Regions from separate parts of the Homo sapiens genome. Here region 1 is linked to region 2. The links are chromatin loops, found by intact Hi-C in ENCODE. Cell type or tissue: A673. All regions are shown on one strand. Links, peaks and the distances in the headings refer to the core of each region. The heading gives the core; the rest is flanking DNA. Region 1 has its middle 11 kb from the start of ERICH6B. Region 2 overlaps LCP1 (lymphocyte cytosolic protein 1).

Evidence for each region. Hi-C counts contacts between places; a loop is a spot of excess contacts. Peaks named below come from ENCODE experiments on the same cell type or tissue, not always from the same donor. Only the 100,000 strongest peaks of a DNase experiment are listed, where the experiment ranks them.
Region 1: a loop joins it to region 2, with 5 times the contacts of the local background. A loop is called at or near these places in 27 of 110 quality-filtered maps.

What each region holds. Positions count from the first base shown.
Region 1 is chr13:45,619,008-45,634,895 of GRCh38, forward strand. No RefSeq gene overlaps it. Among named protein-coding and RNA genes, the nearest start is that of ERICH6B, 11 kb to the left of the region's middle. In A673, for the core only: a CTCF peak has its summit at 4,883; no DNase peak of the experiment used is centred there; H3K27ac peaks cover 649 bases.
Region 2 is chr13:46,110,051-46,125,938 of GRCh38, forward strand. It overlaps LCP1 (lymphocyte cytosolic protein 1), which reads right to left. Exons shown (of 16, transcript NM_002298.5): 16 at 15,873-15,888. Among named protein-coding and RNA genes, the nearest start is that of CPB2, 13 kb to the left of the region's middle. RefSeq lists a silencer at 7,844-8,138 and enhancers at 14,321-14,390, 15,401-15,510. In A673, for the core only: no CTCF peak of the experiment used is centred there; DNase peaks (open chromatin) are centred at 3,761, 6,931, 7,281, 10,151 and 4 weaker places; H3K27ac peaks cover 8,000 bases.

The DNA of each region.
Region 1 (15,888 bases), core at 4,741-12,740, 490 kb before region 2:
TGGTTGGTAGGCTATTAATTACTGCCTCAATTTCAGAACCTGTTGTTGGTCTATTCCAGCGTTCGACTTCTTCCTGATTTAGTCTTGGGAGGGTGTATGTGTCCAGGAATTTATCCATTTCTTCTAGATTTTCTAGTTTATTTGTGTAGAGGTGTTTATAGTATTCTCTGATGGTAGTTTGTATTTCTGTGGGATCAGTGGTGATCTCCCATTTATTGTGTCCGTTTGATTCTTCTTTCTTTTCTTCTTTACTGGTCTGGATAGTGGTCTATCTATTTTGTTAATCTTTTCAAAAAATCAGCTCCTGGATTCACTGATTTTTTTTGAAGGGTTTTTCGTATCTCTATCTCCTTCAGTTCTGCTCTGATCTTAGTTATTTCTTGTCTTCTGCTAGCTTTTGTATTTGTTTGCTCTTGCTTCTCTAATTCTTTTAATTTTGATGTTAGGGTGTCGATGTTAGATCTTTCCTGCTTTCTCCTGTGGGCATTTAGTGCTCTAAATTTTATCTCAAAACACTGCTTTAGCTATGTCCCAGAGATTTTGGTATGTTGTGTCTTTGTTCTCATTGGTTTCAAAGAACTTATTTATTTTTGCCCTTATTTTGTCATTTATCCAGTAGTTATTCAGGAGCAGGTTGTTCACTTTCCATGCAGTTGTGCGGTTTTGAGTGAGTTTCTTCATCCTCAGTTCTAGTTTGATTGCACTGTGGTCTGAGAGACTGTTTGTTATGATTTCCGTTCTTTTGCATTTGCTGCAGAGTGTTTTGCTTCCAATTATGTGGTTGATTTTAGAGTAAATGCTATGTAGTGCTGAGAGGAATGCATATTCTGTTGATTTGGAGTGGAGAGTTCTGTAGATGTCTATTAGGTCTGCTTGGTCCAGACCTGAGTTTAAGTCCTAAATGTCTCTGTTAATTTTCTGTCTGGTTGATCTAATATTGACAGTTGTGTGTTAATGTCTCCCACTATTATTGTGTGGGAGTCTAAGTCTCTTTGTAGGTCTCTAAGAACTTGCTTTGTGAATCTGGGTGCTCCTGTATTTGGTGCATATATATTTAAGATAGTTAGCTCTTCTTGTTGCATTGATCCCTTTACCATTATGTAATGAATGCCCTTCTTTGTCTTTTTTGATCTTTGTTGGTTTAAAATCTGTTTTATCACAGACTAGGACTGCAACCCTTGTTTTTTTTTTTTTTTTTTTTTGCTGTCCATTTGCTTGGTAAATCTTCCTCCATCGCTTTATTTTGAGCCTATGTGTGTTCTTTGAATGTGAGATGGGTCTCCTGAATACAGCACACCAATGGGTCTTGACTCTTCATCCGATTTGCCAGTCTGGGCCTTTAAATTGGAGGATTTAGCCCATTTACATTTAAGGTTAATATTGTTATGTGTGAATCTGATCCTGTCATTGTGATGCTAGCTGGTTATTTTGCCCATTTTTTGATGCATTTTCTTCATAGTGTTGATAGTCTTTACATTTTGGTATGTTTGTGCAGTGGCTGGTACCAGTTTTTGTTTTCCATATTTAGTGCTTCCTTCAGGGGCTCTTGTGAGGGAGGCTTGGTGGTGACAAAATCCCTCAGCATTTGCTTGTCTGTGAAGGATCTTATTTTTCCTTCACTTATGAAGCTTAGTTTGGCTGGATATGAAATTCTGGGTTGAAAATTATTTTCTTTAAGAATGTTGAATATTGGCCCCCACTCTCTTCTGGCTTGTAGGGTTTCTGCAGAGAGATCAGCTGTTAGTCTGATGGGCTTCCCTTTGTAGGTAACCTGACCTTTCTCTCTGGCTGTCCTTAACATTTTTTCCTTCATTTCAACTTTGGTGAATCTGATGATTAGGTGTCTTGGGGTTGCTCTTCTCGAGGAGTATCTTTGTGGTTTCCTGAATTTGAATGTTGGCTTGTCTTTCTAGGTTGGGGAAGTTCTCCTAGATAATATCCTAAGGTGTGTTTTCCAACTTGGTTCCAATCTCCCCATCGTTTTCAGGGACACCAATCAAACGTAGGTTTGGACTTTTCACATAATCCCATATTTCTTGGAAGCTTTGTTTGTTCCTTTTCATTCTTTTTTCTCTAAACTTGTCTTCATGCTTTATTTCATTAAGTTGATCTTCAATCTCTGATATAATTTCTTCTGCTTGATTGATTTGCCTGTTGATACTTGTGTATGCTTCACGAAGTTCTCATGGTATGTTTTTCAGCTCCATCAGATCATTTATGTTCTTCTTTAAACTGGTTATTCTAGTTAGCAATTCCTCTAACTTTTATCAAGGTTCTTAGCTTCCTTGCATTGGGTTAGAACATGCTTCTTTAGCTCGGAGGAGTTTGTTATTACCTACCTTCTGAAGCCTACCTCTGTCAATTTGTCAAACTCATTCTCTGTCCAGTTTTGTTCCCTGGCTGGCAAGGAGTTGTGATTCTTGGATCACAACTTGGATGAGAAGAAGCATTCTAATTTCTGGAATTTTCAGCATTTTTGCCCTGGTTTTTCCTCATCTTTGTGGATTTATCTACCTTTGGTCTTCTCTGTTGGTGACTTTCGGATTGAGTTTTTGTGTGGATGTCCTTTTTGTTGATGTTGATGCTATTGCTTTCTGTTTGTTAGTTTTGCTTCTAACAGTCAGGCCCCTCCTCTGCAGGTCTGCTGGAGTTTGCTGGAGGTCCAGTCTGGGCTCTGTTTGTCTGGGTATTATCAGTGGAGGCTGCAGAACAGCAAAGGTTGCTGCTTGCTCCTATCTCTGGAAGCTTCGTCCCAGAGAGGCACCTGCCAGATGGCAGCTGGAGCTCTCCTGTGTGAGGTGTCTGTCAACCTCTGCTGGGAGGTGTCTCCCTGTCAGGAGGCATGGGGGTCAGGGACCCACTTGAGGAGGGAGTCTGTCCCTTTGCAGAGCTCGAGTGCTGTGCTGCAAGATCCGCTGCTCTTTTCAGAGCCGGCAGGCAGGAACGTTTAAGTTTGCTGCAGCTGCGCCCACAGCCGCCCCTTCCTCCAGGTGCTCTCTCCCAGGAAGACAAGAGTTTTGTCTATAAGCCCCTGACTGGGGCTGCCGCCTTTCTTTCAGAGATGCCCTGCCCAGAGAGGAGGAATCTAGAGAGGAAGTTTGGCTACAGCAGCTTTGTGGTGCTGTGGTGGGCTCCTCCCAGTCTGAACTTCAAGGTGGCTTTGTTTACATTCTGAGGGGAAAACCTGCCTACTCAAGCCTCAGTAATAGTGGATGCCCCTCCCCCGACCAAGCTCCAGCATCCCAGGTTGACTTCAGACTGCTGTGCTGGCAGCGAGGATTTCAAGCCAATGGATCTTAGCTTGCTGAGCTCCATGGGGGTGGGATCCTCTGAGCTAGACCACTTGGCTCCCTGGCTTCAGCCCCCTTTCCAGGGCAGTGAATGGTTCTCTCTTGCTGGCATTCCAGGTGCCACTGGGTTATGAAAAAAACCTCCTGCAGCTAGCTTGGTGTCTTTCCAAACGGCAGCCCAGTTTTGTGCTTGAAACCCAGGGTCCTGGTGGTGTAGGCACCTGAGGGAATTTTCTGATCTGTGGATTGTGAAGACCGTGGGAAAAGCATAGTATCTGGGCCAGAATGCACTGTTCCTCACGGCACAGTCCCTCAGGGCTTCCCTTGGCTAGGGGAGGGAGTTCCCTGACCCCTTGTGCTTCCCAGTTGAGGTGATGCCACACCCTGCTTCGGCTTGCCCTCCGTGGGCTGCATCCACTGTATAACCAATGAGATGAACCAGGTATCTCAGTTGGAAATGCAGAAATCACCCACCTTCTGCGTTGGTCTTGATGGGAGCTGCAGACCAGAGCTGTTCCTATTTGGCCTACTTGCTTGGGAATCCCTGCAGTTTCTTTTCCCATTCTAAATAAATATTCACTTTTGCAACTAAATTCATACTTATGATTTTATATTATTTTTCTTGAAGAGGGTCCATCAAATTGTATAAGCTCCAGGTGTTCACAAAACCTGAAGAATCATGAGTACCCTGCACCTACCAGGTATATGTTAGTGGGTTTTTAAACATTGTTTCTTGGTGACCTGTGCCAGGATCTTGGGAGGGGGGTGGGAATGCTTCCAAAAAAGGGAAGTTCAGTGGAAGAGATGTGGGACACAGAGAACCCAAGGCTGCTCTGCTTGGTGATCCCATAGGAGCTAAGCAAGTGGAAGGTGACCAGATGATGATCTCTGACTTTCCCCCTCCTCCTCCTGATGTGGAGAAAGTTGGAGAAAACAGAAGAGAGGCCAAGTCCATACCAGTATCAGAGGGTATGGGGAGGAATGTAGGAGGAACAGGAAGACAGAGGTCCTATGAAGTGTCCAAAGAACTCTTTAGACCACACCCCAAGGATCTCTTGAGCACAAAGGAAGAATTTGAGGCTGGGTTATGACAACAAGCTTTGCTGGTGATGGGGATGAGAAACTTGTCAAAGACTACTTTTGAAAGCTACACCTCTCAATTATACTCGGGGCAATGCCAAGGGCTGGCTTGGGGAAACTTCTATAGCCCCCTATAATCTTTATCGACCTCACCTGAATCTAAAAAGTGTATTTGTTGTGCAAACACAGCTTCAGGACAACTTTCCTAGCCCATCACTTCCAACAGTCCATTGGACCTAAATCCCTGTCACACAGACACTTCCATGTCCACTCGCTGGTGACTGGAGTCTTGGTTGTTGTCATGATAAGGTCTTCCACAAGATGGTGCTCTTAAGTTTTGTTTTTAAATTTTTTTTTTGTTGATAGATTGATTACTATGTCGATATTTTATTGAACACCTACTTTGTGGTAGCATTGTTCTAGGAGGTGTTATAGATACAAGCTAAGCAAAACAGACTAAATTTCTGTTTTCAAAAAATTTTAAAAAGTTGTGATTTTTATGCTCTCAAGGTGAAACTGAACAGTGATGTAAGTGTCCCCATTTATGTTGCTGATATTATGCTACATTTCCGACAGTTGCACATTTTTCTTTCTCTAGACTGATGTGGCCTGGAGGAACTATAGATTCTTTTATTATTTGGCTGGGGAAAGAATTACCTTTTATCTGTCTGTGTAAGCTACCTTTTGAGATCCATCCTTTCGCCAGGGAAACACCAAATCTTAATTTGAATAATTCCAAATTGTTGCTAAACACCAGCTGATCATTCTAGGGTCTCAGCTTTGGGTTTGCCTGACATCTGAGTAAATTCATGGCTCCTTTTAAAGAAAAATTCTGATAGGTCTTTCAGGTATCCCAGTGACCTGCCTTCAAGTAAGGGTGAGATGGACTTTGATCTGGGTGAGAATTTATCAGACTCTTTTGCTTTCATAAAAAAAAAGTTGGTCCTGCTATTTGACCATCTACCCCAGAGAACGCATACAAAGAGTTCATCCTTGCCAAAGGCAAATTTGAAATCACAATTGCAAGAGACAGGCCTGAGGTCCATGTGAACTGCCCATTCCTTCAGGTTCAGTAAGCTCTACGCTTGTTCCAAGTTAGATTCCCGAAGGCAACATCTTTCAGGACATTTACTATACTAGCTTGGCTGCTTCCAGAAATGCCTTTACTTAGCTATGATTGAAGAGTATGCCCTTGATTTTTATTGCAGGCTAATATAAAAATGGTCTTAAAACAAATGTTTCTATACTTTCGGCAAAAAGATCTGTTAAAGCCATCCACCTTACAATTCCATGTTTTTAGTGTAAGGATTCACAAGAACCCCAGATTTATATCTAACCACCTGCTCGACTTGACATTTCTACTTGGATGTCCTGTAGGCATATCACATCTAATGGGGCCCAAACTGAACTCCTGATCTTCCCCCAATGATCTGCTTCTCCTTCAGTCTTTGTTATTCAGTAAACAGCAGCTCCACTGCTCAGACCAAGCAACCCACAACCATCTCGAGTCCTCTTTCTCTCTCTCCGCACGTGCAACCTATTATCAAGCCCTGTTGCCTCGAGCACAGTCCAGAATCGAATGGTTTCTCATTACCTTCTCTGGACTGGGACCTGTCACAAGTTTCCTAACTGACCCCTCTGCTTCTGCCCTTTGTTCCCCTACATCCATGCTCAACATAGCAGCCAGAACCATCCTTTAAAATGCGTCTGGTGCTAACACTTCTCCACTCAAAATCTTCCCGTGACTTTCCATCTTCTTGGGAGGAAAATCCCCAAGGTCTCCACTTCCCGTCCTTCCCTGCCCCACCCCTGACTTGATGTCCTCATCATCTGTTCCTGATTCATGTTGCCAAGCCACACTGGTCTCCTGTGCCCCCATCTCTGGGCCTGGGCACTTGCTTTTCCTTCTGTCTGGAAGACTCTTCCCTAGATATCCACACAACTGCTGCCTCTTCCCCTCTGCGACTCTCCTCAAATGTCACCTTCTCAATGGGGGGTTTCCTAAACCCCATGTATTGAAACTGTATATAGGAGGCTGTATGAAAACTGCAGCCCCTCTCTGAGCTCTCTCTTTTCTCCCATCCAGCTTTACTTTTTTTCTACAGCACTTACACTCTCTGACCCATGATGTATTCTATTTATTGTCTGTCTTGTCCGACTGGAACGTGAGCTCCCTGGAGGTAGGGATTTTTATCTGTTCTGTTTTGTTCACTTCTGTATTCCAAAACCTACTTAGAACAGTGCCTGAGACATAGTAGGTTCTCAATACATATTTATCGAATGTATAATTAAATTCTCATGGAATTTAGTGTCAGGAGAAAAAAGATATTTCATGTTAAAGCTGCATGTCCTCAGGAAATATAATTGATGTGATACATTTTGTAATTTATTTTTGGTTTTACTACTAGGAAGCTCAAAGTCAAATATAGGAGGAATTAGAATTATGGTTTTGTCCATGGTCTCTAGCTTAGTCATCTTCTTCCTTTATATGGTGGATGGGTTTTTCTTTGGCGATGGAGTTTCACTGTGTCATCCACGCTGGAGTGTGGTGGCTATTCACAGGTGTGATCATAGTGCACCACAGCCCTGAACTGCTGGGCTCAAGTGATCCTCCAGCCTCAACCTCCCAAGTAGCTGGGACTACAAGTACATGCCACTGCACCCAGCTCTCTGTGGTTTTTATTACCCTCCCTTTCCTTTTAACTTTCATTTGAACAGCTTCGTGCATAGGTATATCCTCAGGTAGTATTCATGGACCTTTTAGGTTTCCTATAAATATTTGTCAAGTGAATGCATTGCAAGCCATTTTAATTTCTTCTGGATATAAGTGGGAGATATATATATATTTATATATATAAATAATACGTTATTAATGATCTATGATATAACTAAAAAAAAGCAATGGGCTAGAAAGGAGTAGAAGGTTATTAGGGGAGGGGAGGTCGATGGGAAAGAAGCTTTCCTTGTGATTTACGGCTGGGGTGAGTATAAGATTTGTCATCCAGCCTGGGACCCTTATGGCAGTGAAGATATGAATAATTTTGCTCAGACAATAGGCATGAACTGGGACCATTCCCAGTGGGAATGTGATAACTAGGCAAACATCTGTCAAACTAGGACAAATGGCAAAAGTTTCCAATAGGAGTTTAATAACGTTTTAGCAGTTCCAAAGGTTTCCAATAGGAGTTTAATAACCTTTAACAAAGGTTATGGTTTACCAATAACAGTACAAATGTATTCTCACTTTTTAATCTTAGTCAAGAGTTTATTTAACCTTTCTTATTACCAAACCTTACTCAAGACTCATTTACAACTCAGAATAGAATTTTTAAAACATTCATTAGTTAGGCTGAAGTTCAGAAAAGTAAGACTAAGTAAAACGGTTTTCATTGCCAGGACGAAACAAAAGCCACCGTGAGGTGCCACCAGCACTGAATAGAGATATGTTCCTCTACATTAGAAAAGAGTTTCAAAAGCAGATTAACTTTTGTTGTTGTTTCTTTTCTCAGCATTGACTTTGGCAGAGCATTTTTAAAACCTGGTAAAGAGGAAGCAGTGAAAAGCAATAGAATCAAAGGGGACAAACAGAAGGATACCAAATAGAGTTACTCCCTGGAGCTCAGAGAAATTCTGCTGATTTCCACAGGCAGCACTCCCACCCTGAGTTCCTGGGTGCACTTTGAGCTAGGTCTGGTGTTTGCCTACCCCTGAATCAAGGGGGAAGTGAGCTGACCTCACTTCTCTTCCTGCCTTCTGTTGCTCCTTCATTTCCAAAGCCAGGCTTTCTCTCCTCTTCAGCCACTGGCCTCGAAATGACTCATTCAAAGGCCAATTCCTTAGGTTGCTGGTAGTAATAAGAGACCCCAGAGCCTAACTGAAGTTTCCAGAGATAACATCTATTGCTTTCTAGCATCTGCCTGTTACACTGTGGAGCCAAATGAGGTTAGGCTGATAGCAATTTATTTTTCACAAAACCAAGCTGATGGCTTCTCTTTACCTCATATTGTTCCAATGACTGCAAACAGACTTGGGGAAAATCCATTTTAACATTGGTCCAGATATTACAGTTTGGTAGAATACTCTAAAGTTGCCAGGGGCACCTTTTTTCTTTACAAAGCAGGGTACTACCTTTATCTTCTTTTAGAGCCCAGGCACGGGGATGGGACAGGGGGCTTGCTTTAACCCTTATCAGGGTCTTACTCGTACTAGGTTCTGTGCATCATGTCCTGCTTAGTGGTAAGGCTTCTCAATTCTTAGTCTCATTTGGATTTCCATCTTCTCATTTTAAGAATGAATGGCTCTGACAATAGAAACTCAGATAACTTTTTTCTAAAGAACAACAGGGGCAAACTAGTTTTTGAAAATCCTGTCTTTTCATATATTGATAGTCAGTGTTTCCTCCCCCAGGGCAGTGCTTCCTTTGGTCCTTCTGTAATTGAAGAATGAAAGAACACCCTCCAGGATGAATAGTTCCCTTATGTGTCTTCAAGCTCTTTGCCTCATCCAGCCATAAGAAGTTGTACCCCAGGGTAACCGAGGCTAGGGATTATCTACAGGCCCAGAAATATAAGAAGAACAAACAGATCAGCACATTGCTATCTTGGCTTTACTGTACAGAGCCCTTAACCACATTTGAGAGTGTCATAAGAAAAAAATAATCCCTGAATAGTTAAAAAGAAAAACAAAGAGAAAGAAATCAAACACCATGTGGATCTCTCTCTTTGGTTGTACAGCAGATCTAATTCTGCTGTACGTGGTGGCTCATATAGAAGTTTTTTTTTCCTTCTTGTGTTATATCCTGCCTAGAAAATTTAAATCTCTTAATAAGCTAAAGGGTAAAGAGGTGTGCTTCAAGTTCCTTTACCTTATTTTTAGCAGGGTGATCAGCTTGCATTTGTGACACTCACAAGCTGTATGTGCCTTTGTAGGGAGCCAAGCACAATATGTTCCTTGTGGATTGGAGGGACTGAGCTTCAGTCAAGCACCCTACTGTGGGGGTCACTGACTGAGTCCCTTGAACAAGGCAGATAAATGCCAACCACAAGAACACTGCTTCTCTGGAAGCAAACTCGGGGGATGTCTGGTCTGAAGCAAGCTCAGCGGTTGTCCCAGCCCAAGAGCCCTCTGCTACCACCCTGGATGGACCAAGCCCCTTCTTAGACATAGATGACCCCATAGCTTCCAAGGAAAATCCTGAGCTGCCCCAATGCTGGTGGCAATTGGTAGCAAGCCTTCTTTACAGTTCTTCCTGGATCCCGTTGGAGAATCTCCCTGGAAACTGATGGAAGGAACCTCTTATGGTGCACTTATTTGCCGCAGGGTTTCTTGTTCTCTGCTCGTATAGTGATTTGGGGTAGAGGTAAACTTTGTATCATCAGCATTTAAGGATGATCAGATTTAACTGTATCCAGGGATTGAAAGAATTTTTCAAAGCTTTTCTCCCCTGGCCACACTGAGCAAAGAGAACATTGTCTTTTAGGAATCAAGAAACATTTTGCATCTCAAGGCAAAGCTTTGCTGTAATAAAAAGATGATATGAGCTGCCAGTTAGCTCAGGCTGCTTTTGGATGTAAGGTCTGTGAGGCATAAGCAGAGTGCTTCTAAATTGAGGGCAGGTTCATTGCAGGGTGTGAGCATGGATCTGAGGGCAGTGTTCTCAAGGCAGGGATAAACGGAAGGCTCCGTGGAATCTGGCCGCTCCATTTGTCTACACTCTCACTTGGTTCAGCCAGGCGGATGATGAGCCACAGTGTAAAATAAAGAGACTTTGAATTATTATCGCAAAATGTGAACAGTTTTTATAACCTGTTCTAGGGGATGATGAACTCATCAAGGGAAGAAAGTTGCCTGGCTCCAAGAGAGCAGAACTGTGATTGGATGCCTGCGTTCCAGTGATTATAGTTCCTTTTGATGCAGTTAGGATTGGGAGCGAAGGTCAGAGTGGGTATTTCAGTAGATATATGAGAGTGGATTTTGGATATAAATTATGCAACACTGGAAGTTCAACACAGATACAAACTGAGCAGCTCCTTCTTGGTGTTTGGGGATTTATGACTGATTTGTGGTCTGCTTATGAATGGGAATAGGTCGCCCTTCAGTTATGAAAGTATTTTTCACGTTAGGATGCTCATAATTAATTAGGGGTTCATGTGGTGGGGTCAGGATGGGAATGCTTCGTGTTTTGACCCCCTAAAGCTGTGTTCCTGCCAACAAAGCCTCAGTGATAGATTTCTTTCATAGTTCACAAAGGAATTATTAGCTCTTGTCTCTGAGTACCGCAGGAAGCACTTTTAATGGCTCCATTTAAGTCAGAGCTTGTTCAGGTTATGGTTGGGAAGCTGATTTTTCCTAAGACAAATCATACAGTATATTTTGTTTCAATCCGAGATTTAACATTGAGACTCCTGGGTAATGCTTTTATTTTCTAAACATTTGGGATATAATTGATTTAACTTTTCCAATAGGAGTTTAATAAGAATTCTAAACAACTCAGCCTTTACCTGGCTGAGCTAATTAAATGAAGGGAAACTAGAAGCTATGTACCAGCCAGGAATTATTACCACTTGGTTTACTAATCTGTGTCCCTTTCAGATGACAGCCTGGTGGCTAAAGCTGTGACTTGAGTTCTTTCTGAAGCAGCAGAAGCCCCAGGAGCCAAGGTCATTATTTTTGCATGAGGTATTTATTGCTAAACATAAATAGTGAGAGGGCTGGGTTCTTGGACAAGTCAAGACTTTATTTTGAGCCCCAGAGGGTGGCTCCCCATATCTCATTGGAAAGATGACAACTTAAGTCAATGAAAGACTGGTTGAAACCAGTACAGAGGACTATCTATGAAGACCTGTTTTCTGTTCCAAGCCTGTTAAGATCCGAGGCAATCTCATCTTAGAGAACTTTTATTTCTGGAACTCTGAGTGGCAATGCCCACTGGTTATGTTCATTTGTTCCTGAAACAGTGTGAGAATTTTGTACTTAAGTGTCCCAGAGTGCACACCAAGACACAACTACCCAGCAATACGGTAGGCTTTTGGAGTCTGCTATTATGGTTTGCAGGTTCAGTATGCAAAATTCTATCTTCCATGTCATTATCCACATTGTTTGCCGTGCTGCAGGATTTTTTTTTCTCCTCTGCACCAGAGGGGTACATTTCTCTATTTCTTCTTTGTAGCACACCCCTCACTTTGCTCGTTTCATTTCTTTTCCCTTTGCTCTCATTCACTAGCTTCATGATTCTTTGAACAGTTTATCTTCCCTCTTTTACACAGTAGAAACAGACAAGGTGGCGGAGGGGTGGAACGAGGATGCAGAGAGAATAATAGATCCTATTGACTAGGTACTTTTAGGTGTATGGCCCTGTTCTTAGTACTTTACATGTGTTTTGTCACTCAAATTTGAAGAGCAGAAGCAGCCACCAGCCTTGGATTCAACAAGGAACTTTGAAGCATTTGAGGGCAACACATTGGAGAGTGAATTGGTTCAAGCACGACCAAGAACTGTGTTGGCATCCTCTGGTGTGTCAGCCTGGGGAACCCAGCCAGACCATGCCACAGTAGCCCCTAGGGCAGGCGAGAATATTATGAGAATTAGGAAAGGAATGCAGATTTACTGAGGGCCTCCTCTGCGCCTGGCCCTGAGTGGTTTCTCTTATGTGATCTCATTTAATCTTCACAGCACATTCAAGTAGGGAATATCTTTTTAGTGTGACCGATGAGAAATCGGAAGCAAAGGTTAAGTAAATTGCCCATGGCTAAGCTGTGACCACGTTCGAATGGAGGGCTCTGAGGCCATCATCTAAGCCATGCTGGCCAGTCCTCATTCTGGATGAATTCCCTGAGAAGTTGAAATGCTCTTTTTGCTGGTCTTATGTGAATTTCTACTCAGCGGTGGAGGGGAGGGGAATGCAGTGTGTTTGTACCAAAACCATTCCGAAGTTTCAGCTTCTAATCCTCTTGTGTCATATCTTCTGTTCCTATCCCACATCAGTTCCCATAGGCAGACACATGTTCTTATGATGTGAACTGCTGAGCTGCTTCTCATGGTGTGAGATAATGGTTCCAATGGTGGGAAGAAATGGAATGGTATGCGTACCCTGACCATTTCTTTATATTCTACTTAGATATCTTTCATCTTTTATAATCAACATACAAGAAAAAAGCTGAGGCCTTTCTGGGAAGGTGGTGACTGGAATGCATCCCACCTTCCTTCCATTTCCAACTCCAGCTCCTCTACTCCTTCTGATGAGGCAGATCTGACTCTACGTGTGAGTGAGGCCTCAGCTGGGGATTGCGGAGCTTCCTAGCCCACTTCTGGCTGGGGCAGTGGCTTGATGCATACCATTAAATGACCAGAAATGAATATGAGTCCTAGGACTGACTGTTGTATGAATCTGTTGAAATATTCTGAACAGATTTTTTTTAAAAATGATGGCATCAACATCTGAAGAATGGATGTTAGTAGCTTGGATGAAAATCCTGGAAAGAATAATGGAGCATTCTTTCAGGAACTCTCTCGATGGTAGAGAAGATGATATTTTGTGGGAAAACAAATTGTCACAACTGAGTTAATGACCAGTTTAGGATTCTATGGGAAGACGCTTTAGGAGTGCCTTACCCAATTTATTGGGTCAAATTCTCGTTTTTATTAATGCACAAGAGTAAAACATAATAAAAATATGTATCTGTCTAAGCCTGAAAGAGCTCCTTCAATAACTATAAAATAAATCTCCAAGTTATAAGAAAGCATTATGTTCTAATTGAATCAAAAGTGTTTTTTCTTTCTTAGTGGTACATAAAATAATGGTTCATTTTACAATAGATGAAATCTTGGATCCAAAGAAATATGCTACATACTTTAGGTGGAAGAAAATATATTTGTAAGTATGTAAGTATGCAATGATTTAAGGAATGTATAATCCACATCTGAAGAGAATATATGAAAGAAAAAGAAACATAAATAAAAAATTAGAATAGCAAGATGGAATATAATGAAGAAAGAAAAAAATGGTTAGCAGTGAACCTTCCAGTATGTAGTTAAGGAACGTTACCCATGGAGACAGATCAGCACTGGATGCTCAGAGGCTTATCACAATGGAGGCTCACTTCTCACTCATGTGAGAACATTGTGGAGGTTGTGGGGGAGGCCCTCCACTCCTATCAGGGCCACAGCTGTGAAGGCTCTGCTGTGTTCAATTCATCCCTCCCAAGCTTGCCCATGGTGTCTAGCCAGGAGAGAGAGAGAGAGAGAGAGAGAGAATATGAGAATCCAGAAATCGGAGACTGTGCAAAGTTGCAAAGGTCATCTGCTTCTAGACTTTTTGATAAATCGAGAAATATTGTGAACGACTAGTCCCCATTAAGATTAAATTTTAGGCTGGGCGTGGTGGCTCACGCCTGTAATCCCAGCACTTTGGGAGGGCGAGGTGGGCTGATCACCTGAGGTCAGGAGTTCGAGACCAGCCTGGCCAACATGGTAAAACCCCGTCTCTACTAAAAATTCAAAAATTAGCTGGGCGTGGTGACAGGTGCCTGTAATCCCAGCTACTCAGGAGGCTGAGGTAGGAGAATCGCTTGAACCTGGGAGGAGGAGATTGCAGTGAGCCAAGATCATGCCATTGCACTCCAGCCTGGGCAACAAGAGCGAAATTCTGTCTCAAAATAAAAATAAAAATAAAAATAAAAATTAAATTTAGTACCATGGAAAATATCATATTAATGGGATGGCATTTTCACCAACTATTTCAAGGAATTTGAGAGAGGCATGGAGGCCAAGGGCCATGGATAATAAGAACAAGTTATTCATCCAGAGAATAAAATCACGGCCTCAGCGAGCAACATCCCCAACCTCAGGCTGGGCCTTCATTGTTCCTGCCAAGCAAGCCTTCACAATCTTTGTGGACTCATAACTACTGTGACTCTTCCAATTCTTTCTGCTTCCAAAAGGGAGTTTTTACCGGGGTTATTCTATCTCTGCTTGGGACATTCCAGATTGGGTCTGTGTGGCGTACATGTGTGGTGGGGTGGTAAACTTGTCTTTTTATTTCTTAGGTCACTGCTGCTCAGGGCTATAGCTTCTCCTGATGGAGAAGACTTTACATCACTGGAAAGTTTCTGGATTTTGAGCTGGATGTGGTGACGAGGTGATTTTGGGTTGCATTTCTTTTCTTTTCCTTTTTGAGTTGAGGAGGTCTTGCTTTGTTGCCCAGGCTGGAGTGCAGTGGTGCAGTCATAGCTCACTGCAGCCTTGACTTCTGGGCTCAAGGGATTCTCTCACCTCAGCCTCCCGAGTAGCTGGGACTGTAGGCATGCACAATCACACCCAGCTAAATTAATTTTTTTGGAGAGATGGGGTCTTACTATGTTGTCCAGGCTGGTCTCAAGCTCCTGGCCTCAAGTGTTCCTCCCACCTCACCCTCCCAAAGTGCTGGAATTACAGGCATAAGCCATTGTGCCTGGACTGGGTTGCATTTCTTGAGTGAGGTTGAGTAGTTCTTCATCAACTGGATATTTAATGACTAGAATTTATGGGCCAAATATATTTCCACTTCGTCCTGGGGACATAGCAAAGCTATACTTCTCCAACTTCTTTGCAGTTTGGTGTAGCCACGGGACTGAGATCTGGCTGGTGGAATGCAGGTGGAAGGGCTGTAAGCTTCCCTCAGGCTGGCCTGTGCTGTCCCTTTCTCTCCCTGCCAGTCAGATGCTGACACTTAGGGTGAAGCCAGGAGTTGGAAAGACAAAGTCTTTCAACCTAGATTTCTGAGTGACTGCACAGAGCAGGGTTTCCTCCCTCAGATTTGACTTTACAGAAATGTGAAAGAATCTGACATTGTCTCAGGCCTCTTTGATTTCAAGATTTACCTGTTACAGCAGTTGGTGTTACATTAGCTATTGCTATGGTGAAACATTACTGGAGAGCTGGGTACAGTGGCTCACACCTGTAATTTCAGTGCTTTGGGAGGCAGAGGTGGAAGGATCCCTTGAGCCCAGGAGTTCGAGGCTGCTATGATTGCGCCACTGCACTCCAGCCTAGGTGGCAGAGTGAGACTTTGTCTCTAAAAAATAAATAAATAAATAAATAAATAATAAAATGATTGGAAAATGTCAGATTGGAAGTGTGTAATATGAATATTAAATGAGTAGTCTTGAAATACAAGGGACAAAGAAAGTTTTAATAATATTCTGGAAAACAAAGTGCTAAACTATCTTACATAAACATAGAAATTGAGATGGGGAGAAAGAAGGGATAGTAAAGGCATTCCAAAATATCTGCATAGAACGCTCAGTCCTATGACATTTATAATAAACATGTGTTAGTTGATAAAAGTCAAACAAAATTATAGGCAAAGAGACAGAAGGCAAAGGCAAAGAAAGAAAGAAATGGCAACACTAGGCAAAGTAGAATTTAAGGTTAAAACATTCAACAAGATAAACAGAAACATGTTGCAGTGATTGAAGTTTCAATTTATGAAGAATATATGCTAAACATAACCTTATGCATAAATATAGTAGCAACATAGTGC
Region 2 (15,888 bases), core at 2,969-10,968:
CTTAGACCATCTGCTTTTCTGGGTCTCCAACTTGTCACCTGCTGTTTCTGGGCATTCTCAGCTTCATAACCATGTGAGCAAACTACTTATAATAAATCTCTTTATATACATATATATACACACACACACACAAACACACATATATTTATACATACATATATCTCCTATTGGTTCTCTTTCTCTGGATAACCTAGACTAATACAGAATTGCTTCCAATTTTCCTGCTCTGCTCTCAGACTTTGGCAGACCAGCATGTCTGTGCCTCAGACAGGACCTTTTCTGCTCTCCTGTCCCTCCCTCAATTTTGGTTCATTAGTTTCCTTTGCAGCATCAGCTCTCTGATGAGCTGCAAAAATTATGATTTTGGAGGTTGTCCAGCTTGTTCTTACTAAGGTAGGAACCACATTTGTCTGCAACTTTCTGTATCCTAATGGAAGCAAAAGTCTGGCACAACTTTTATTGCTTTTTTGTTTTGTTTTGTTTTTTGAGACGGAGTTTCGCTCTTGTTGCGCAGGCTGGAGTACAATGGCACGATCTCGGCTCACCACAACCTCCTCCTCCTGGGTTCAAGTGATTCTCCTGCCTCAGCCTCCCTAATAGCTGGGATTACAAGCATGTGCCACCCTGCCTGCCTAATTTTGTGTTTTTAGTAGAGACAGGATTTCTCCATGTTGGTCAGGCTGGTATCGAACTCCTGACCTCAGGTGAGTAATCCCAAATTGCTGGGATTACAGGCATGAGCCACTGCGCCCAGCCTATTGATCTTTGATTCCACAAGCTGGGAAGAATGTGCTTGGTCCCTGGCCCTGAGCAGTCAGCTTACCCGTAGCACCCTAGTATGTCTCCATGACGTACAGTGGCCACCACTGCCTGTCTCATGCCATCAACACCTGCCACCACTCTGCATTTACGTTCCATTTCTTGTATCTGAGATTGTCTCTCATTTGCTGTCTTTGGGGTTTTGTCCTTTTATATCTTTTCCTCCAATTTTGTGTGACTGGGGAGAGGTGCAGAAAGTCTCATTAAACCATAATCTCTTTGAGTTGTCTTGACGTGGAAATCTCCCTCCCTGCATTTGTCTATGGATCTCTTCATTACAGTAAATAGGATATTTCTTTTCTTCTCTATTTTTATTTGTATTCCTGTAGTTTGTTTTTCTCTGTGTCCATCTTCAATTGCTTTTACTTTCTAGTGCTTTGTATTTCTCTCTCTTTTCCTAGTTTATTTCTACCTTTGCCTTTTTATATTAATCTTAATATAAAATAATATTAAATCTTAATATTTAATACATTAAATTAATCTTTTATATTAATATATAATATAAAATCAATTTGTTCAATTATACTTTGGAGGCAATGAAATAATTTTGGTGGTGAGTGGAAGAGGTGGGGCTAGCATTTGAGCTCCTTCTCCAAAATGTCCCTCCAGAGAACAAGACAAAGGGATTGCATTGGTGTAAATCTGACAAGATTTCCAATCCACTTCCCAAGTCATTCACCTGTCTAAGTGATCTTCATTACTCGCCTTCATTTTGGGTCTGAGTTTTGCTCTCTCGTTGCTTTTGCTATCCTCTATCTGTCTCTCCTCTCTCTTGCTCTGCTCATTCTAGTGGTTGTTTCTTGGCCCCAAGCCTCACCTCTGGTGCTTCACTTTCCAAAGAGAAAGACTAGACACAATACATAAGACAAGAATATGTACAAGGAAAAAAATAGGAACCCTTCCAGTAAAAGTCAAACTCTCAAATAACTTTTTACTCCACTCTATGCTTTTTATGACTTATACACCTAAAATAAAATGATCCACAGAAGTTAAAAATAGAAGATATGTAGAAGGAGATATCAATGAAACGGAAACAAATGCTGGGGTAAAGAAATAAAAAGAAATGAGCTATCAAGCCAGAGAAAGACCTGGAGGAAACTTAAATGCACGTGGCTAAGTGAAAGAAGCCCATCTGAAAAGGCTACATATAATATGATTTTAATTATGTGACATTCTCAAAAAGGGATTCAGGTGGGAGGGAGGGAGGAATCAGTAGGTGGAGCACAGAGGATTTTTAAAGCAGTGAAACTACTCTGTATGACATAGTAATAATGAACACATGTCATTATACACTTGTCAAAACCCGAAGAATGTACAACACAAGAGTGAACCCTGGCCAGGCATGGTGGTGTATGCCTGTAGTCCCAGATACTTGGGAGACTGAGATGGGAGGATCTCTGGAGTCCGGGAGTTGGAGACCAGCCTGGGCAATATAGGGAGGCCCCATCTCAAAAAGAAACAAAAAAAAACAGTGAACCCTAGTCAAACTATGGACTTTGGTTAATCATAATGTATCAATATTGGTTTAGCAAGAATTATAAATGTATCGCACTAATACAAGATGTGAATAATAGGAGAAACTATGTGTGTGTTGGGGGGTGGGTGAGTGTAGCGGAGTGAGGGGACATGTGGGAATTCTATCTTCCAATCAATTTTTCTGTAAATCTAAAGCTGCTGTAGAAAAGTCTATTAATGAAACAACACAAACAAAAACATGGCACTATTTAAATCAGACAAAGCAAAATTAAGCTATGCAATGCAAAAAGTGTGACAAAGATCAATTGGAATTGACAACAGATTTAATTAATACACAACAGTCATTAAACTTTATGAGTTGAAAAATACCTCAGCACCATAAGACAGTGAAAAAAAAAAGAAAAAAAGAAAAAGAAATGCCATTATAATATAAAGCAAAACATGATAGAAATATCAAGAAGAAATAAATAAAAACACAAGAGAAGACTGTAGCACACTCCCATTTGTCTAGGATGGCTTAGATAGGCAAAATAAGACATTGGGAATATATAGCTCACGTCTCAATGGGAAACAGATGCCTCTTTCTGCATAAAAATTTGACCTTCACTTATCTTCCTTACTCTGTTCCTCTAATAACTTGATAAAGGTAAAATGTCGACTATGTCTCTAGGCAACATTACTTTTGGTAGAAATAACTCCTACTGGATAAATTGCATCTGGACTCAGGATAACCATAAATGATTGGGACAATCATTTGGGACATCATATCTGATTGGGACATCATAGCTTTCAGTTCCCCTGAGTGTGCTGACTCCTGTAACTCCATATGCCTCCATAGGGACCCTGAAAGCTGTGTCTATGAAGTTATTACAAGATATTGGCTACTGTGGTGCATGGAGCTTCTAGGCCAGGGTGATTCTCACACCTGCCTGATGTGGATCTTGTTGCTTCACACCTGAAACATCATTTGAGAAGCCCGGGAAGTGGTGTGGCTGCTGCATGGCTGCTCCAAGAACTACTCCCATGGGAGAGGAGCTCCCAACAGTGCCTTGCCATCAAGCTTTGATTTCTACCTTACATACCTCTGAATAAACTGTTGCCAATGAGGCTGATGGAAGTCTTGTGAGTTTGAATGCCAGGTTGAACTTAAGAGGATTCCCTGGTGAGCATTGCAAGATGGTATACTCAATGTTATTAATTTGTGGGGAGTTTAATAAAAGTATTGTTTATATTGATGTGGGAAGGGTATAGGGAAATTACAAGGTATGGTGCAGTGTCCCAAGAATAGTAACATGGGGCACTGAAAAGATAGAGAAAGGAAAAGAATGAGTGACCAGAACCTGGTGACAGAGCCACAGGGGAGGGCTGTCTGGCTGGAGCTGTGACTTACCATTGAAGGACTCAGGAAGTTCTTTTTTTTCTTTAGACAGGGTCTCGCTCCGTCATCTAGGCTGTCATGCAGTGGTGTGATCATGACTCACTGCACCCTCAGCACACACCACCATACTGGGCTAATTTCTGTATTTTTATAGACAGGTTCTCACCAGGTTGCCCAGTCTGATCTCAAAATCCTGGGCTCAAGCAATCTTCCTGCCTTGGCCTCCCAAAGTGCTGGGATTATAGGCATAAGCCACTGCACCCAGCCCTCAGGCAGTTTTTATTAATTCTGCAGGAAGGGAGCTGGGAGAATAAAAATCCCGACCTCATTTTCTTTCCTTCTTTTGTTCTCTTGCTTGAGCTTCCCATGGATGAACTGGAAGAATTCAGAAATTGAATGATATAAATAACAAAGTTAAATTAATAGACATGTATTGAACTTAGTTTTTAGAGTATGTATAATTTTCCCAATTTTCTGTGGAATTATTGCAAAATTTGATCACAAACTATAAGGCTACAATTTAAAAATATAACAAATTCCTAACTGTAAAAATTTTCTAGGTTAAATTCTTTGATCACAAAGCAGGCAAGAAATGAATGGTGGAACAAACTAAAATACTAGCTCCATGAATGAAAAGACCTACATGGATATGAGAGTAATTAAGAAGGAGTTAGCAGCGATGGGACTTTGTGATTGACTGGATATAGACAATGAGGAATATAGTGAAGGAAAGATGATTTCCTGATTTCTGGCATGGGCAGCTGAGTAGATGGTTATGCTATAAACTAAGAAAAGAGAGAAGGATAGGAAGAGATGGGCCTGGAAGAGTATGGAGTTTGAGATGAGAAGAGAAAATGGAAACTCTGAGGAGCACAGAAAATTAAGGCCCAAGTGAAGAAAGATGAGCTTGCAGGGAAGACTGGGTGATGACAAGCGGTGTAGGAGAGAATCCGGGTACTCTGTTTTGCTGAAATGAGAAAGACGGACATACAGATGCATATAAAGGCATATAGAGGCAGATATATTTATATTTGAGGAAGTCTGGACATTGAGTAAGTTAGTGCTGATAACTTCTAGTTTCTTAGTTAAGAAAGAGATGAGGTTATCTATACGGAGTAAGGAGGAACGTGGTGGTGCCGTTGCTACTACGGTGTAATACGTCACTACTATTACTATTAATTATGGTGTAATACCTAAAACGTAGTGGCTTGAAATAACAATAATTATCTTTTATCTCTCACAGTTTCTCTGGGTCAGAAATTTGAGGATAAGGTGGTGAATGATTCTGGCTCAAGGTCTCCCATATTGTTGTGATCAGTGGCTGGAGCCAGAACAGCAGAGGGCTTAGAGAATCTAGGGATTGGTCAGATGTCGCTTTCGTTTTATCTGGCTTTGAGACCTCTCCAATGTGAGCTAATTTAGGCTTCCTCATAGCGTGGTAACCTCAAGGTATGTGAACCGTGTAGCGGTTGACGCTTCCAAGAACAAGTATTCTAGCAGGCAAGGTTCATCTTTTATGCTTTAGGCATGGAAATTACATAGCGTCACTTTCCCTAAAATGAGAAAGGATATAGCATGTTTGGACAGTACGAACCAGTATCACCTAATTGACATTAATAGACCATCCTATCCAGCAATGGCAGAATACATATTTCAAGTGTAGATGGAACATTCACCAAGGCAGATCATATTCTGGGCCATGTACAAAAAAAACTGAGAAATTTAAAAGGATTAAAATTACAGAAAGCATGCTCTCTGACCACAGTGGAATTAAGCTAGAAATAGAAAACAAAAAATTATATAGAAAATCCCCAAATATTTGGAAATTTTTTATTTTTGATTTTTTAAAATTGTGTTTTTTAACCAATGAAAAATAATTGTATTATCTGTGGAGTACATAGTGTTGTTTCAATACATATAAAGTATAGTGATCAGATCATGGATATTAGCATATCAGTCATTCCAGACATCTATAATTTTTGTGTAGGGAACCTTCAATATTATCTTCCAGCTATTTGAAACTACATAATATATTATGGTTAATTACAGTTTTTCTATTGTGGTATAGAAATTAGATAATATACTCTTTTAAAGTCCATGGGACACAATGAAAAATAATTAGAAAAATTAGAACATACTTTGAACTGATTGAAAATTAAAACACAACATATCAAAATTTGTGAGATGCAGCTAAAGCAGTACCTACTGAAAAATGTATGGGATTAGATACTTAAAAAGTAGATGTTAAACCAATGTCCTAAGCTTCTGCCTCAAGAAACTTAAAAAAAGAGCAAGCAAAGTAAATCCAAAACAAGTAAGGGAACAATAAAGATAAGATTAGAAATCAATATAGTAGAAAAAAGGGAATTATAGATACAACCAAAGAAACAAAAAAACTGGTGATTTGAAAATAGCAATAATATTGATATAGGCCTCTGATCAGACTCATCAAGAACAAAAGAAATAATATACACACTACCAACATCAGGAATGAATTTGTAGGAACATTCCTACAAATCCTACAGACACTAAAATACAATAAGAAAATATTATAAACAATTTATGCTTATAAATTTCATTACCTAGGTGAAAAGTACAAATTTTTTCAATGATTCAAACTGTCAAAGGTCACTCAAGATGAAATAGATAACCTGAATAGCCCTGTATCTATTAGAGTAATTGCATTCATAGTTTAAGATCTCCTTTCAAATAAATTCCAGACTAGATGGCTTCTCTGGTGAATTTTACCAGACATTTAAGAAAGAAACAATGTGGCCGGGCCCAGTGGCTCACATCTGCAATTCCAGCATTTTGGGAGGCTGAGGCGGATGGATCGCCTGAGGTCAGGAGTTCGAGACCAGCCTGGCCAACATGATGAAACCCTATCTCTACTAAAAATACAAAAATTAGCCGGGCGTGGTGGCGGGCTCCTGTAATCCCAGCTACTCAGGAAGCTGAGGCAGGAGAATTGCTTGAACCCGGGAGGTGGAGGTTGCAGTGAGCTGAGACCATGCCACTGCACTCCAGCCTGGGCGACAGAATAAGACTCTGTCGAAAAAGAGAGAGAAAGAAAGGAAGGAAGGGAGGAAGGAAGGAAGGAAGGAAGGAGGAAGGAAAGAAGGAAGGAAGGAAGGAAGGAAGGAAGGAAGGAAGGAAGGAAGGAAGGAAGGAAGGAAATTCCACACAAAATCTTCTCAAAAAGTGAAAGAAGAGGAAATATTTCTCAACTCATTTCATGAGGTCTACATTACCCTGGCACGACACCAAACTTGATAAAGGCATTTAAATAAGAAAACTATAAACTAATGTCCCTCATATATATAGATGCAAAAATGCTTAACAACATTTTAACAAATTTAATTTAGTAATATAGCAAAAGAATAATACATTATGGTCAAGTAAGATTTTTCACAAGAATGCAATGTTTGTTTAATATTCAAAAACCAATTAATGCAATTCACCATGTTAGCAGATTAAATTTAAAAGCCCATCTGAATTAAAAGCATTTAACAAAATTCAATATTCATTTACAATAAAACCCCTCAGCAAGTCAGAAATAGTCAGGAAATTCCTCAATCTGAAAGGAAGCATCTATGAAAAGCTTACAGCCATCATCAAACTTAATGGAGAGAGGCTAAATGCTTTTTCTGAAAGGTCACTAACAAAGCAAATGTGCCCACTCTCACTACTTCTATTCAACATTAAATTGAAGATCTTAGCCAGTGCACAATGGCAAGAAAAAAAAAAGGCATCTAGACTGGAAAGAAATAAGTAAACCTGTCTTTTAATCACAAATGACAGTATCACTTACATAGAAAATCTCAAGGAATATCCCAAAAAAGTTACTAGGATTGAACTAATGAGTTTAGCAAATTTGCAGGAGACAAGATCAGTATGCAAAAATCAGTTGATTGGTTGTATTGTCATATAATAACAATAATCAATTGAAAATAAAGATTCAAATGCCATCAAAAGTGTGAACTTTGTAGGGGAAATAGTTTTAAAAGTACAGGAGAAAAACTGGCTGAGAGAAATTAAGATCTAAGTAAAAGAAGAAATACACCATTTTCATGGATCAGAAGACAATTTTGTTAGGATGACAATTCTCCCCACATTGATCTATAGACTCAACATAATCCTAGTCAAAATTCAAGTGAGCATTTTTATAGAAATTTGAAAGCTTATTCTAAATTTTTGTTGGGAAACCGTCCTCCATGTGTCTCTTGTACTGCTTGCTACACATCTTACTTAGAAGGCTAAGAAACCAAGCCCTGATCATTTCTTATCACGTTTGTTTCTTACAGTTGTGTTTGCAGAGAGCAACTTTGAGGTATGAGATAATGTTTCACTCTGGGACAAAGAACAGGCTTTCTTACAGCTTGATATAAAACAGATGAATTCCCCAAGTCCAGTGTACCTCTTCTGCAATGCAACCAATTGCATGTACAGGCATCCATCTGGGCCCATGTCACATCACCCTATGGGTCTTGGGGATGGGGAGCAAGGGAAACTGATGTGGATGATAATGCTCATAATGCTTACCATGCCATGGGTAATAGAGTTCTTTGCCATAGACCTAGGATTCTTGAGGGTTTTTGTTTTTTTTTTCCAGCTTCCATGAAACAGTAGTATAGGCTAACTTGTTAGCTTCCAAGTAGAGTAAAATCAAATCCCTGACACAACAGTTAATTCAAAGTTCCTAAAGTAGCTAAAAATATTTCTTTTAAGTTGAGGCACTTGAATATTCTGGTTATGAAGCTATAATAATTAAGACAATATGGCATTGGCATGCGAATAGAGTCCAGAAATAGCAATCAATGGAACAGAACAGAGAGTCCAGAAATAGACCCATACAAATAAAATTAACTGATTTTCAACAATGTTAACAGGATAATTCAATGGGGGAAAGGATATTTTTAGCAAATGGTGCTGAAAACATATGATATCCATGTGCAAAAGAAATCATCTGGAGCCATACTTTAAACCTTATAAATAACTCAAGATGGATCTCAGACCCAATGGTAAGAGCTAAAACAATAAAATTTCTAGAAGAAAACGGAAAATTTTTGTGACCTTGAGTTAGGCAAAGAATTTTTAGGTAGGACACAAAAAGCACAAATCACAGGTGAAAAATTGAAAACTTGGAATTTACCATTAAAAGCATCTTGTTCTTTAAAAGACACTGTTAAGAAAATAAGTATATAAGCCATGGGATGAGAGAAAATAATTGCAAAACACATATCAGGTAAGGGACTTGTATCCAAAATATGTAAAGAACACCTATAAATTAAGAATAGGAAGACAACCCAATATAAAGTGGGCAGAAGATTATACAGATACTTTACCAAATATGCAAATGGCCAGTAAGCACATGTTCAACATCATTAGCTGTTAGGGAAAATGCAAATTAAAACCACAATTTGCTACTGCACATTCCTGGAATAACTAAAATGAAAAAGTCTGAGAATACGAAGTGATGGTGAGAATGTGGAGCAACTCGAATGCCCATATATTGCTTGTGGGGTTGCAAAATGGTACAACCACTTTGAAAAACAGTCTGGCAATTTCTCATGAAGTTAAACATGTACTTACCATATATCCCAGTAATTCTATTTCTGGATATTTGCCTAATATAAAAACATTTGTCTACAGAAAGACCTGAGTGTCATAGCAGCTGAATGCTCAATAAGCTGAATGTTTATGGCAACTTTATTCATAACAATAAAAAAAAACTTGAAACAATCCAAATGACCATCAATTGGGGAGTGGATAAACAAATTGTGGTGCATTCATACAATGACATGCTACTCAAGAGTGAAAAGGACAAGACCATGGATACAAGCAACAAGGTGGAAAAACCTCAAAAGCATGATGCCAATAAAACTAGCTAGCGCTAAAAGATGTATATTGTATGGCTCCATCTATATGGCACCCTACAAAAGGCAAAACTACAGAGACAGAAAGTAGGTTGGTTTTTGCCAGAGGGTAGAGCTGGTGAAAGAGGATTAACCTTTGAAAAGGTACAGCAGAATTGTTTTGGAGTGGTGGAAGTATTCTATATTTTGATTGTGGTGGTAGGTACACAACTGTATCCTGCTAAAATTCCTCAGATTTAACACTTAAAAGTTGAATTTTATTGTATGTACAAATAGAGAATGGAAGAACAAAAGAATGAGGAAAGGAAGCAAGAAAGGAAGGAAGAAAGGGTGGGAGGGAGGAAGAACGGAAGGGAGGGAAAGACAAATTTCTTCTCATTCTTTATCCCTCTTTGAGATGCCTCTCTGTGGATCCTGTCACCTCTACTGGGGAGCAAAAAGAACACAGAAGTTGGAGCCGACGGATCCCATGCCTAGCTGGGTAATTAGGCAAATCTCAGCCTCTGGAAATGCAGCTTCTTCTGTAACCTACCTCAGAGGGCTGTTGTGAGGATTGAATGGGGTAACATTTAAACTAACTGGCAAAAGCAGGTTCTCAATATATTAAAATTCACATGAAAAAGATAAACCAGGAAGGGAGTTGGCAGGAAGCCAGGAAGCCTCCTGTGTTCTCTGCAGGAGGCTTATCTAGTTCATCAGGATCTTGGGAACAGCTAGTCTTCCTCTGCTGCATTCTGAGAGTTAGGTGATGAGTCACCACCTCAAGAGGCCATCTAGTTCTGGCCGATCTATCTGACTGGATCGTGGACCCTAGGACCCAGCTAACTTGTTCTCCAGCCAATTTAGAAGAATGAGTAGCAAAAATAATATGGCAAGTATTTCTTGAAGTGCCCTAACCCTCTGTCCTTATTAGTGTACCCTGTCAGGAGTGGCCTGCCTTGACTTTCTGTCAAACTGGAGCAGCCTGAGACTAAGGGCAAATGCCCTCTTGGCCTTGGCCGGCCACAACTTGGATATGCAGGTCAGGCTTATTGTTAGGGAAGCTCTGAGACTCAATTAATCTGATGCCTTTTTATTATGAGTTCAGGTGCAGCTCCATTTACAAGTTTTTCTTTCAAAATCATTCAGCCATTAAAGCTGCATAATCTTGGAAGGTTTTGAAGACGCATGATTGGTAAATGTTTTTCCCCTTCACACATTATCTCTCATGTTTATTCATGAAAAGTGAACCAGTCTTATAATTTAAACAGTGTCTTGGGGTATCTGGCCTCCTGTATTTCTAAGGGGGAGGAAAGATGAGGCTAGCCCAGAAGCCATTTAAAAAGGGGATTTGAGGCCTGAACGCAGAGAACTCAATCCCAGGTACTAATGACCTTGCTTTGGCTTGCAAGACTAAGCCTGAGGCCTGTGGCACTTAAGAGGGTTACTGGGTACCCAGACAGGCAAATGCCTGTTGATTGGATGGCTAAATTGTGAAGAAAGCAAAGCTTACCTGTGCAATGTGTCCATGCCTTCATTCCTACTTTCTGAATCAACAGTGCCTGTTATTGTTCTGCCCAACTGTTAAGATGTTCCACCTGTGCCTGCTCTTTGGCGCAGTACTCCAGGCTATAGATCAACATTTCTCAAACCTGGCTGCACATTAGAGTCATCTGGGGATCTTTTAAAAACCCAGCTGCCTTGGCTGCACATCTGATCATTACGTCAGACTCTTGTAGGGAGGAGTATAGACATCAGCATTGATTAAAACTCCTGAGATAATTCCAATGTGCAGTCAGGATTGAGAACAGCTGGTCTACACCAGTTCCTCTTGAAGTATGGTCTGTAAGTCACAGGCTGCAGAATCTCCTTGGATGTTTGTGGGAAATGCAGATTGCTAGGTTCACCAGCCCTATAGGCACTGAGTCTCAAGGTGAGATCTGGAAAATGTGTTTTAATAAGCTCCCCAGGTGATTCCTAAGCTTTTTGCAAGTACCGCTGCTTCTTATGATATGGCCGTTCTTGCTTCCCATCAGTTATCCTTGTCTTTCAGTTCCTCAAAGATATCAAGTTTCATTCATCCTCAGGACCACTGCATATGATAGTCGCTCTACTTGGAAGACATTTTCCTCTTTCTCCTTGTTATTAGGCATTTGGCAGACTTAACAATGAGGCTATTGTAACCCCAGAAAGTCATTGCAAAGTGCCTGCTTAGGGGGTTAAGAGTAGACACTGCAGGGCCTTGGAATAGTAATGGTTTACTATTTAATGAGTTCCCTGTCACTGGAAGTCATAGAGAGATTGCTCCAGGCATGGTGGGAGAAAAGCCAGTTTGACAGGCGGTGGAGGGATAAGAGGGAAGACTTGAGTGACGTGGCACAAACTGGGTCAGATCTATTAAAGAGGCAGCCCTGGGCAGCTGGCAAGAGATCATGTCAAGAGACACAATGCAGGTGCCAGCAGGACCAGAAGATCAGCTTCTTAGAGCGAGTGCCACCTGGAAGGGGGAAACCAAGGGAAGGGGCACAGCAAAGGGCAAAGCTGGGTGGTGGAGGAAGTACCCAAACAGAGGGAAGAGCCACTCTGGCCACATCAAGTGAATACTGATGATCGGGAAACATTCATGGGAAGTTATTTCACTCTCTCGAGTCCAGTGTAAGTGAGAAAGTGTAATTTAATTTAAAAGAGCCTAATTTAGCCTTCCATCAACTGTAGATCTTTTAACGAGACCTTTATTCTTCTAGGACAGCATTTCTCAAACTTTAATGTGCGTAGGAATCTTATTAAAATGCAGATTCTGATTCAGTACGTCTGGGGTAAGGGCTGAGATTCAGCACTTCTAACCGGCTCCTAGATGCCCCCGGTCTGAGCACTACACTTAGAGCAAGCAGGTTTGAACATTGCGACTTATAACAGTGGACCCATGGTGTAGACAAGTCCAGAAATGACTGCTGAATCAACAGTTTTTATGTTAGCTTCCGTATACCTTCAGAATTCAGTGTTTGTGTGCATTCTAATTCTCTAAATGATGTATATTAGATTTCCATTAACGAAAATATATGTTTAAGTGGAACTCTCCAATTCCAACTTGCCAAATAAAATAAAAAATTCCTGTCATTTTACTGACCTGTCTCTGAGTTGTTAATGGTGACATGCTGGGCAATGACTAGGTTACCTGTTTTTGTCCCTGGCCTGATGTGGGTTATTAAATATATGTAGATGTTAGGCATGAGAAAACATTTACGCAGTTTTCTTTTTGTCACTCATTCACAGGCTCAGTTGGTAAACTGTCTTTCAGAAATAGGGAGAAAGCATACTGAGTAAGAGCCCTCTTTGACAGCTTAAAATTTAATTACAGGAATTTTATTAGGAAACTGTCAAAGTGACTAGATTGCATAAGAGGATCGGTCAATGCCTCTAACTTGTTCTGAGCATCAGCTCTGCTTTCTGGATCATGAAATTGGCAGGAACGTACTGGGCAAAACAATGCCAAGTTCACGAAGATAGCACTGCTGGCGTTTACTGCAAGCCCATCTGCACACTGGGTGGAACAAAGAACAGAGGTCAGTGACGACAGGCATAGTAAATGTAAGGAAGGTGGGCCCAGGGCTCATCCCAAGGACTGAGAGCACATGGAAATGTCCCGTGCCTTAAGCCTCAGTCTGAAATAGGCTGATCTAAGGCAGGCTAAGAGTTTACCCGGTCTTTACAATGGAGATCACAACTGTGCTCCCAGGGACAGACTAGGGCTGTGTGTGTGTGTGTGTGTGTGTGTGTGTGTGTGTGTGTGTGTGTGTGAATGTGAGTCTAGGTGAACAAAATCACTAAGTTGACTGATACTTTAAAAGGTCATATAATCCAATGCATTGCATCAGACCAACCCAGATGTCATAATTTCCAGACAGGAATCCATTCTATTCTAAATACTCCGCAGGTAGGTCTATTTCACAACTTATCTCACAATTACTTCTTTCTGTTCAGCATTTCCTACATTCAGGAAACATTTGTTTATAACTAATATAAATCAATTTTTTAAAACTTACGAAACTCTTACTAAAAATCTAGAAATGTCCCTGGTTCTGTAGGGAACAACAGCAAGAGTAAGGCCCAGTTCCTGCCCACTTCTCATTCATCACAACTGAATTCTTCCAAAAACTTTTGTTGATCCTATATTCAGAATTAATTTTTTCCCTGAGGTCCCATGATATTTAATTTAGAAATTTGTTATCGCATTGATCACATTCTGCTTTTTATTATGGTTTATGTGTGCATGCGTGCTGGTTAACACGCTTCTTTAGACATAAAACAGAGAAGTTTGGATTGGCTAAAGCATCTGTCCCAGCTTAGGGTTTTTAATAAAATAACTTGAGGAAACTTAAGAGGATCCATGTCTGACTACCCAATGTGCTATATTTTTGCTAGAGAAGGAACTTGATAAGTACCTGTTGAATTAAAATTAACATTCTGTGCTCAAGAAGTGGGTATAATATTATCCATTGTGGCCTTATTTTCGGGGCAGAAGATTAAAACAACTTAAATATCTATTTAGAGACCACTGGTTAAATGGAGTTTGGTATGCCTATATAGTAGAAGACCATGTACCTGTTGGAAAGATTGAAGTAGGTCTGTATGCACCAATATGAAACAGCATCCGAGACACGGTATTAAGTAAAAAAAAAAATGGAATAAAGAGTGATGTTTATGGTATGCTGATATTTGTTATAAAAAGGATGTGTGGGTGTGATATGTGCACAGAATATTTCTAGGATACAAAAGAAATTGTTAACAGTGGTTGCTGATTAGGAGGGGAATTTCAGTGCAGTCTAGTACAAATAGAAAGAAACAATATCTATAGCCTCTTGATATGTTGGGAACAGAGTGACCTCCTAAGTATAGAAGGTGCAGCAGTGTTTAGGCCAGGAAGGAGCTACCTCCAAGAAGAAGTTGCTGGTAAAGCCCGGACACACAGCTTAGGCACAAAAGCCCAGCTTCCCATCTGCTGTGTGGGTGGGTGGCTCCTCTGCAGGTCAAAGCGTGATCATGCCAAATCGACGGCCAGCTTCTCTGTCACAGCAGCCTAACTGAGGAAGTTGGCTGCAGCAGAACTCCTCTGCATCCCCGCAGTGCACCCCCACTTCTTCCCAAGTAAGGCCCCGCCAAGCTGGAGAGGAGATCTCGGGCGCTGCTCACCCCAAAGATTCCTCCTCGAATCAGTCTGGACATTGTTTTGCACCAATCCCCAAGTCTGACTTTGGTTTATGATCGGGTTTGTTGGGGCTCAGAAAAAAATGAAACCCCAAAGTGTGGCACTTTGGTGTGCAGAGTACTTTGAACTAAAGGAGACTGGAAAGCCTCCAAGGAAACCTCAGAAACAAGGTCTCCCTCTCCGATCTTCTCCTGCCCTCCTGTCTCCTCCTCTTCTTTCTCCCCTGAAGCAACTCGCAGAAAGCAGAATTCCTCTTTCTCAAGGAGGGTCATAGAAACTAGAACCCCTTTCCCCCAAAGCAAGCCATAAAACCCTAGAAAAATTACTCTAACCTTCCCCTGCCTTTCTGTGTAGACAGTGACGGTAAAGAAATTCTCTGACCTACCTTGCCTGATAGTAGGTAATAAGACCCTCATTCCAGGGGGGTCCTGCCCTGATCCCTGGAGGAAAAAATGCTACAGACTGCAGCCAAGAAGAATCGGAACACACAGGCCTTGCTGGGCTTCCCCTTCCATTTATTAGCCTTAGATCACAGCCTTTTGCCCAATCACATTTCTGCCTGGCCGTTCATTCTGCATTAAATCTAAGCATAAAAATGAACAGTTTTCCTTGGATCTTTGGGTTTTCATTTCTAAAAGCTCCCATGTCATGTAAAACTTTGATGAAAGAAATATGTTACCCTTTTCTCTTGTTACCCATCTTTTGTCATAGTATTGGCCGTGACTCTTATGATAGGTGAGGAAAGGTATCACACCTCTTCACTCCTACAAGTTCAGTGTATTTCTGAGTTTGGCTCTCAGCTTTAATTTTATTCCCTGCTTTGCCTAACGGAAATTTATTCTTCAGTTTTTAGCTAAACTATTTCTCCTCAGACTGTTTCCTGTCATAAACTCATGTCTCACCCTGCCCTTCTTTTTATCACTCGTCACATCTGTTATTTTAATTGTTTAACTTCCGTCTTTCCTAAGACAGGCATCAGCTGAGCACAGTGCCTGTTTAGTTCATAGGCACATTCCTAAAACCTTGCACTGTGCCTTGCACATACTAGGCACTCGAACGTGTTGGAGGAATGAATGAATGAACGATTTATAGCACACTGTCAGCAAACTTTCAAAATGAAACATCCAGAGACACCTAATATAGGGAACATTTTA